Linked DNA regions of Homo sapiens: region 2 is linked to region 1. Evidence: chromatin contacts called from ENCODE Hi-C data. All regions are on one chromosome and are shown on one strand. Each heading gives the region's core, a stretch centred on a gene start or an enhancer-like site at or near the end of the contact. The rest is flanking DNA. Distances are from core to core; before and after follow the strand shown.

Region 1 (4,868 bases), core at 1,384-3,883:
TCTTAATCATATACTCTGCACAAGGTAATGTGTAAGTGCTTTAAGACATTTCATCCTTTATTTAATTGGAATATGAAGGCTATTTTATTACAAACATGTTTTCACACTTTTAAAACGTCAAAGCTTATTTCTTGCTGTTTTGTTTTTTCACAATTAAAATGGATCTCATAGAGTCCCTCATTTCAGTTTACAAGGCTAAGGCTCTAACAAGGCAACTAAAGAAACTTAAGGTCCCAAGCTAGAAGCAAAGACAGTCTCTGAGACGCCCATCTCCTTAATGTCCTGTCAGAGCTCTCTGTACCATGTCTTACATGAGACCATACATCTTATCAGTGTACCTTTTAACACTATTGGAAACACATTTCTATTTATCCATAAAATAAACCAACTGCACTTTTTTTTTTTTTTTTTTTTTGCGACAGAGTCTGGCTCTGTCGCCCAGGCTGGAGTGCAGTGGCGCTATCTCGGCTCACTGCAAGCTCCGCCTCCTGGGTTCACGCCATTCTCCTGCCTCAGCCTCCTGAGTACCTGAGCCTACAGGCGCCCGCCACCATGCCGGGCTAATTTTTTTGTATTTTTAGTAGAGACGGGGTTTCACAGTGTTAGCCAGGATGGTCTCGATCTCCTCACCTCCAGATCTGCCCGCCTCCGCCTCCCAAAGTGCTGGGATCACAGGCGTGAGCCACTGCACCCGGCCCCAATTGCACATTTTTAAGGTCCACATAATTAACAAATCAGCAAGTTCTATTTATGTTTTTATGCGAATCTATACGTCTACAAGGTTAAGTGTAGACATACACTGATACATTTAGCAAGATAAATTTAGTTTGAAAACACTTTTTTTCAAGTGACAGGTTTTTGTCTGATAGCTTTCAATAAGTCCAATATTTTAAAAACCTAATGACTGTGCTTCATTTTAAATATCTGGCAAATCAAATAAATTACAGCAGGTACAAATTAAGCCAACTTAATACGCTTTCTGCTACACTTCTTACAGTTTGTGATATTTATACATATTCACATTTTGTGTTAAAAGGGAACACTGATTCCTTAACAACATCTAATTTTCCACAGCGATATATTAAAATAACCACCTGCTTTGACCATAGTCAATCATTCTATTTTTAGCAGCGGACTTTTCTTTACCAAAAATAATGCATACATTTCCAAATCAGCTTGAAATGCAGGTTCCCATGCCAGGCATAATGACAGGCCCTCTAATTATATCAATCCAGGAAGTTCACTCAACTTACAAAGGATAAAAGATTCATCATATAAAAATCATTCTGCTTCCCCCTAATAGAGCACTATGTAAAGACTAATTTTAGTAATAGCAGCAAATTGATTAAAAGTTCAAGTTTCCTATTTAAATTCCTGCTTTTTCTCCTACATAAAAGAATTTTTGCAGGCATTGTCACCATTCTATTTGTGACAAGGCTTGTGGTATGTCTAGCATTATAGGTATTCAATTAAGAACTATTATCACAGCACTAAGCAACAGGGCTGGGCTTCTGAAAACAGGTAAGTGGAAGTAATGGAGACCTAGAGAGGACACAGGACATAGTTCTGGAGATTCAGGGGGAAAAAACAAGTAGTTCAACTAGTATGTAATAGACTCCCTTTGTGTGCTTAAACATAGACCATTGGTTTATTAGAAGGCAAAATATGCATGACTTTCCCTATTTATAAATCAAGGAGTCTTACAAGCAGAAAGATAATCCTCAAGAATGTAAACCATTCTTGGCATTATCCCTCCATCTGTAAACTAACTGCAGTGATGGGTACACAGCTAGGGAACAGCTCACGATATAATGAGAGGGATTTCATAAGGTACCATTATGCATGCTGATACTTCTGATGCACTGGCTCATTTTACTTCTTCACGCTGAAGATGCTTCTGGAAAGCAGATGAGCAAGACCTGGCAATGTAGATGGCAACTTAGCCTTGACGTTGGAGGTGCAGAAAGTGCTGCCCCCCACCCGCCAGACCAACCTGCCTGCCCGAGGTATCTGCTTGGGGGATGAGGGTGTCAACTGATAAGGTTTTGATGAACAGACTCTACTTCCCTAAGTTGTAAGGTCATGAAAAACACGAAGGGAGATTCTTGGTTACAGAAGAGCGAAAATACGAAGGCAGGGGCGGAGCACACGTGAATTTAGGGCACGCATCCCGGAGAAACGACCTCTTGGACCTGCACCTGTCCTGGCAGGTGCGCGCATCCCCGGCCACAGGCGCCGCAAGAAAAAATATTTCCCCGAGAGGCTACTCTATTTGTGTCATAACTTAGGGTACCCCACGTTGCAGGGTAGAAAGGATTTCCTCCGGTCGTTCTTCCATACCCTTCTCACGTTGAAGACGGCCACGGGCCTTGCGCCAAGCTGGACGAATAAAATACACGGTGAAGAGAGCGGGGCCGCGCAGTGACGGGCTTCCCGCCAGGGGACCCCACCCGCAGGCCCTACAGTCACCTGCACCCAAAGGCCCTGGCGCGCCCCCGGGCCGCGCCACCGCCCCTGCTGGGCCCGCGCAGCGTCTGGAGGCCGAGCCAGTGCTGCTGCAAGATCCGACCGCGTCCAGTCGCCATAGAGACAAGGAGTTCACCACAGGACCGCGCCAGGGCTGAAACGAAGAGTGCACGCACCGCCCCCACGCCCGCACGTCGCCACACCCCTTATGCGCATGCGCGCGTGAGCAAAAGTAACGGTATGCCCACCCTTGCGCAGACGGCACCGCGCCAGACACCCGCTCACAGAGCGGGCTTCTAGAAACTTCCGGGCCTCGGCTTCCTTACCCACCCCTAACATTCTGCCGCCTAGGGCGCCAAGCCAAGTTCGCGGCTTAACCATTTAGGAAACCGGTGCCTGCTTTGCAGCGGCCTCGTTCATCCCCACTTGCTGACTCTTTATTGTCCAGTTTTTCTGAAAACACAGTAAAACGCAAAAACTAAATCATTTGCCCACGCGGAATTGGCAAGACCACAGTCCAAGGGGGTATTTCCCACTGTGCACAGTCCTCTCTATAAGGATCAGGAAAACACGTAGATTGTAACTGCTAATTTGGCTTTTGCAAGTCCCGCCTGAACCACGTAGGGTGGGTGGTACCAATTCCCCCACCAACACCCCACTTTCCGCCGCTCCAGGGACGCGCAGCGTCTGCGCCGACGCTGGGCGCGGAGGCGTCTGGGGGCGCGGGAAGGACCTGCGCCGTGCTCTGGCCGCCTTGAATTGTGGGAGATGTAGTCTCTTTTGCGCGCCTCTTTGCCGTATCCCAGTTAAGAGCGAGGTTTTCAAACTACTATTCCCAGGAAGACGGGGGTTTCCCAGGTGACTTTGCGAAGGCATGGCGGGGACACTGTGAATGTCAGCCCAGAAGGTGATCAGAGCCTGTTAATTAAAATGGAAAGAAGACAGAAGGGAAGGTAGACATCAGGTTCTCCCTGGAGACTTTTCGTTTTCATTTACGCTGCGGAAACTGACGTTTTTGCCTAACACCCCATGTAATGTAAACGTATAGGCTTGAGTACGTGTCCGGCCGCATGTGTAGTGAACCCTAAAGCTTTCCTAATTGTAGTTAGCATCGTCCCTAAGCGGAACGATTTTCCGTGAACATGATTTGTACTTTTCTACGAGCCGTACAGTATACGGAGAAGCTGCACAGGTCCTCGGCAAAGCGATTGCTTTTGCCATACATCGTGCTTAACAAAGCGTGCTTGAAGACTGAGCCCAGTTTGAGATGTGGGCTTCAATATCAAAAGAAAACGCTGCGACCTAGATGTATTCTTGGAGTCACCCAGAAAACCATCTGGACGCAGGGACCGAGCCCCCGAAAAGCAAAGGAGGATGGCAGCAAACAAGTGTCTGTGCACAGGAGTCAGAGAGGGGGAACCGCCGTCCCAACATCACAAAAAGGTAAAAAGGAGTACTTTAATGATTGGGCTTTCAACAGACATGACAAGAGCTGCCAATGCCCTTTTATACCAAGTTCACTGCTAAAGGTGAAAAAGCAATTCACATGAATTTTTAAAAACCGTTTAAACATAATTTAGAACTAGAACATATAGATCTACAGTTTTCTTCACAGATTGGAACTCAGATGTGAAAGTTGATCTTGAATTTGATATAACTTTTTTTCATTATGTTTGGGAAATTTTTCTCAAGTTATATTGGCTCTGTTACATATAATAAAGAGTAATTGGATAGGATAAAAAGAGAGAGAGAGAGATTATTGACTCATAACTGGTAGGGAAAACTTTCACATGTTACCTGCAGTAATAGAAAAACATAAAATAGGGAGGATGGAATGTAAGTTGTCAGGGAAAGTCAGAGATGTATTCACAGATATTTTAAGATTTTTTTTTAATGTCTTCATTTCGCATGTGATTTGTAGGAAAAAAAAAGACAAAGCAATTTAGACCGCCATGATTATACCACACGAAGATGACTATTTTTAACATTTTGCACTTTCATACACATACCTTTTAATAATTTTTAACCCAAAAAATTGGATCATACCAATTGTTTTAGAGTCTGCTGACTATGCCAAAAACCTAGCTTTTCATTCATACTAGTTCAGCACGAAGGAACAACCTGTATGCAGAGGTGAAAGGCATAGAAGTGGCAAACAGCATGTGCATCAGGTCATCTGGCTCAGGCAACAGTGCTCATGCTTGCACTGCACACCAGGCCTGCTTAGGGACCCCTTCCCTCATCTGCACCCCATTCAGACGTGACAGTCCTTGTGGCTGAGTGAATTGATGGGAGCAACATTCCCAAATATGGAATATGCTGCGTCCAGAATTCAAACAGGCCTATGAAGCATTGTGGTAGGAGGTATAGGGTACAATTGTCTTTTACTTGGGAGGGCATGT
Region 2 (4,868 bases), core at 1,587-4,086, 5.5 Mb after region 1:
TTTCATTGGCTGTATAGCATCTCTAATTGGAAGACTACATGGCATCTATCCAGGTTGGAGTTGTAATCACCTAGGGATGTCTACATCTGTCTACCTAGATCAGTCTGTCAGTTCCATCGAGGTCTGTATTTCAAAGTCCATACATAACACACGGTTCTTCCCATTTTACAGAATTATTTTTTCAAACCAAAGTTCACATACTGCTGGTGGGAACAGGTTCAAATAGGGAATGCTGATACATATCAACAACCTTTGAGACAAACCTGTTCACACAGTGAGTGTGGAGCCCTTGGCCCCCCTACTTTCTCTCTCGCAGGCCCCGACATCACCCTGGGCTTGCGCTGTTGGTAGTGTTCAAAGGAAAACTTTAGAAACATTAAATTTTACAGAGTTTAATTGAGCAAAGAATGATTCAGGAATCAGGGAACCCCTCAAACCAGAATAGGCTCAGAGAGACTCCAGTGCCACTGTGTGGCCAAAGACTTACGGACAGAAAAGGGAGTGAGGCACAGAAGGCAGAGGTGAGGCCTGCAAACAGCAGGGTGGCTACAGCTCGTGTCTGGCTTATTGAAACAGAGTTTGAAGTGCTGCTGCCTGTGACTGATTCAAGAGTAGGTTACAGTGTCCACACATCCAATTAGATGACTGTTCACTACGTATGGAGAAACCTATAGGCTAAACTTACAGTATGTAAGGAGGCGGCTTCAGGCTACAGCTGAGTAGTGTGTCCTTACAGTTGGAACCAGGAGTTCATGGGAATTCTTCATCATCCAGTGGTCTGTAAATGTTGCCCATGCTGAGTAGTCTGTCCTTACAGTGTGAACCAGGGGTTCATGGGAATTCTTCACCATCCAGTAGTCTGTAAATGTTGCCCATGCTGAGTAGTGTGTCCTTACAGTGTGAACCAGGGGTTCATGGGAATTCTTCACCATCCAGTGGTCTGTAAATGTTGCCCATGCTTTAGTTTTGTTACCTGGTTGCTCTGTTTTTATGGGATTGTGAGAAACTGAAAAACTGTGACTGCTGGAGCCATTTTCCCACAATCCCCATTTTTTAAAAATCCCATAAAGGCTCTCTCGTGAGCACCGCACGTTTTCCCTTGTAGTCACGAGGGTAGGGGCTGGAGAAAGCAGCAGAGATAGTCAAAAACCCACAGCTACAAAAAATGCACTCCTAAGAGCAAGTAATGGCGAGGGCTAAAAGGCACTGTGCCCCTTCTGGGCCATTCTAATTACCACATTTAAATGGTTTTGAGAAAAGAGAATTTTTATCTGAGGAACGCGAGTTCTTTTAATTATCAGGCCGAGAGAGACATTCAAATGAGGCGACAATCGCGCCCTACTACCCCTTGACCTGTGTTCACCTCTTTAAACTGCTACTGGTGGCAACAGCGCCACAAACAGCTATAAATTAACCTAATGACGCCACAATGGACACTATACCCACACTCAATAGCTGAACAACATATAGTCAGTCACTAATCAATGTTATTTCTGTAAACCAGTGAGAATTCCTCACAAACAAGTTCCTATTAGTCCACTCCCTGGCCCCCTTTTTTGCCTTTAAAATCCACTGTTAACTGCTAATCGGAGTACACATTCAGGGCGCCTTGAATTTGTGCTCAAGTGTGGCCCAAATAAACTCTCTACTTAGAGAAACTGTGTCTCCGCTCGTTTTCAGGCCGACAGTTTCCAAAATGTTAGTATTCAGCCTAACATGAGAAAAGTCACCATATAAAAGTGAGGGGGGAAAAGCAAATACAGGATAATCTCAATTGTATATAAAATTTATATACGTAAGGACAAAGATACATAGTAAAAAAAAAATTCTGGCAGGTATTAAGGCTGAAAAAATTAAAACAGTCCAGAGCGGTCTGGCTCAGGCCAGCCTGGGCCTGCCGAGTAGCTGGGACCTCAGCCACCGCGCCTGGCTAAGTATTAATGAATCTGTTTTAGAGATAGGGTCTTGCTACGTTGCGCAGGCTGGTCTCCAACTCCCAGGCTCAGGTGATCCGCCCGCCACAGCCTCCCGAAGTGCTGAGCCTCCCAAAGTGCTGAGACTACAGGCCTGGCCGCCCGCCCGCCAGCTTAATTCACGTAAATTCCAGACAAACGTAGAAAGTGGCTCCTTTAGTAAGCCACTTGCGGCTGCTGCTCATCAGGGTTCGCCTGGGGCCACTGAGACCACGCGCCGGTGCCCGCCCTCCCGCTGCGGTCCGATTTTCTGAACCAACCAGGCGCTTCCGGGCGCCTTGCCCCAGACGGGCCCACCGCCTGCGCGGGCCGAGGGCGGCGCACCTGCCCCTGCGCTTCCGCATCGAAGGTGAGGTCGGAGGAAGAGAAGACCGCAACCCCCAAGCTCCCGCGGCGTGGGGTCCGGGGGGGGACACGAGGCGGGGCCACCAGGACGCCGACAGCCTCACGTCTCTGGGCCCGCGGCGCGCAAGGCATGCCGGGACCCGTAGTCCCGCGACGTTGCGACTCACAGTGCGCGATGGGAGTGGAGGAGAGCGGCTCGCGGTGCATGCCGGAACTCGTAGTCTCGGGATGCTGGGTCTCAGCGCGTGATGGGGTAATGGCACGCAGGCCTGCGTTGAACGCTGGGACTCGTAGTCCCGCCATGCTCTGTCCGCGGTGCACGCCGGGATACGTAGTTCCGAGCGCGCCAAGACCGTCACTGGGACTGGGCGACAGCGGCCCGCGTTGCATGCCGCTGCTCCACGGTGCCGGCGCTCCGAGGAAAAGTAGGTAGGGCTCAGGAACGCAGTTCTTCACGGCCGGCACGCAGGGTTGGTCCCAGGACGGAGCCGGCTCCGGCCCCGCGCGGCGCTCGTATTTACACGCGCACGTACGCACGTACGCGGCGCCCTTGCGTGACGTCACGCGCCCTCCAGGAAGTCGGCGCGGGCTAGGCGACGGGTGGAAGCCGGTACCGAGAGGAACTACAGCGTCGCCGCCTGGGTTGTGTCGCCGCGGTAGGCGCTGCGCTCTGAGCGCAGCGCAGGCCCCGTACCGACCGCCCGCCCGCCCTCTGTCCGCGATGGAGGTGCCGGCCGCGGGTCGCGTTCCTGCCGAGGGCGCCCCGACGGCGGCTGTGGCCGAGGTGCGCTGCCCGGGGCCCGCGCCGCTGCGCCTGCTGGAGTGGAGGGTGGCGGCGGGCGCGGCCGTGCGCATCGGCTCGGTGCTGGCCGTGTTCGAGGCCGCCGCCTCCGCGCAGTCCTCCGGGGCCTCTCAGTCCCGTGTAGCCTCCGGGGGCTGCGTGCGCCCCGCGCGGCCGGAACGCAGGCTGAGGTCGGAGCGCGCGGGCGTGGTGCGGGAGCTGTGCGCGCAGCCGGGCCAGGTGGTCGCCCCAGGGTGAGTGTGCTGAGCCGGGCGGGGCCGAGGGCGGGCGGCTCCGGGGAGGGATCCTGGAGGACCCCCGGGCTGCTGCGTCCGCGGTGGGCAGGGGCGCCCCTGGTGAGGGAGCGATAAAGCGGGACGCAGGCACTGCGCTTCTCCCCTAAAACTGGATAGTCACCACCTGTGGTTTTACCAACGGGGAGCATTTTGAGATAAAAGGAAAGGGTCCTGCGTAGCGACACGAAGTTACTGTTTGGAAAAGCTATGTTTGTTTCTTTCTTTCTGCAGTGATAGTCCCCGCCCCTTCCTTTAGCTCCACCTTTGTGACTTAGGAAAACTCATGGGTGGCTGTGAGCACAAGAGTCATCAGGCAGGCTCCAGACCTGTTATTGAAATATAAACTGTTGGGTGTGTGCACATCTTTAAATTTTTGTAAACTTTGTGAAACGCAGTTGTAAAACCTGGTGCAGTTCTGTTTCGTGGCTAAGGAACGGGCGGAACCCAGGCCTGCAGCGAAGGCAGTAGCCCCGTGGTTGACCACAGTGGGCATTGTCGCAGGCTGCTTCAGGGTGACGTGGGCGTTGTGACAGACTCCACAGCTCTCAGTAGCTGTGCTCTGACCCCAGAAGGGGATATGTTTCCGTAGCACCGAAGTGTCCAGCCATGTTTGAATCTACCCTTGTGTTCTGGGATGGGCGGGCAAGTGGACACGCGTGTGCGCCTGGCTCTGGTAGTTTTGATTGTGAGAACAGAAACTCCAGGGAGAGGTGGACACTCCAGCCCGCAGTGGGCCGGGCGTGAGCTCCCTCTGGGAAAGGTGCCGCTCCTTCTGGGGATGCCACTCTCTTCCCTCCTCGGCAGCCGCGGCTCCTCGTCCCTTTGGCTTGCCCTGACCCTGTGTTTGTTGAGGATCTTCTCTGCATCTGGTTCCGCAAGAGTGAGGACTGGGACAGGAGTCTTCCCGTCACAGCCCCAGAACGTCCTGGCTCCGCTTCCTTTGGAGACAGAGCCTGGGTCCTTGACCCTCGGCACGGGCACTCACTCCTGCCCCCTGCGTGCTGGTGGGTGGGGCTGGGAGGTTCAGGGCCTTGCCTCCCAGAAAATGCCTTCACGGCTTCCTCAGTGGGCACTGGCCGTACCTGGGAGGATTGTGGAGGCAGATCCCAATGCTGGTGTATTCCCTGGACAGAAAACCCCAGGATGGAAGATCCCTACTGAGGTTTCATTCTGTTCCTCTGATTGTACAGAAAGGGCTGCTTTGGCCTAGACAGGTGAGTAACTTGGTTATGTGGCAAGTTAGTATTGAAATTCCATGTTCAGTCAGTCTAGTGAATAAAACCAACCCAGTGCATCAGTCAGTCAGCCAGCCAGGTCATGAGCTTGATGACGGGTTCCCAGCAGTCAGTAGTGTTTACAGGGAGGTGCTGTTTGAGATCTTGGGGTACCTCACAGGGCCCTTTGAGACACTGATGTGATATCATTTCTCCTCAGATGGAGCGTCTGTGTGGCACCAGGTGTCCCTCTGGTTCC

The links. Hi-C counts contacts between places; a loop is a spot of excess contacts on that map. Pooled maps may share reads with other maps.
Region 2: a pooled map shows a loop between it and region 1 (36-fold over the local background). The contact joins the promoter of CTDP1-DT here to the promoter of FBXO15 in region 1. A Hi-C loop is called at or near these places in 2 of 37 single-sample maps with no recorded cell type and 14 of 50 pooled maps.

What each region holds. Positions count from the first base shown.
Region 1 is chr18:74,145,201-74,150,068 of GRCh38, forward strand. FBXO15 (F-box protein 15) reads right to left here and starts at 2,634. Exons shown (of 10, transcript NM_001142958.2): 1 at 2,470-2,634. The coding sequence starts at 2,585. It overlaps TIMM21 (translocase of inner mitochondrial membrane 21), which reads left to right and starts at 3,323. Exons shown (of 6, transcript NM_014177.3): 1 at 3,323-3,909. The coding sequence starts at 3,609. RefSeq lists a silencer at 2,364-2,513 and enhancers at 3,204-3,323, 3,354-3,403, 3,484-3,573.
Region 2 is chr18:79,676,909-79,681,776 of GRCh38, forward strand. CTDP1-DT (CTDP1 divergent transcript) reads right to left here and starts at 2,837. Exons shown (of 5, transcript NR_136643.1): 1 at 2,486-2,837. CTDP1 (CTD phosphatase subunit 1) reads left to right here and starts at 2,895. Exons shown (of 13, transcript NM_004715.5): 1 at 2,895-3,353. The coding sequence starts at 3,040. RefSeq lists enhancers at 2,020-2,527, 2,528-3,036, 4,652-4,868.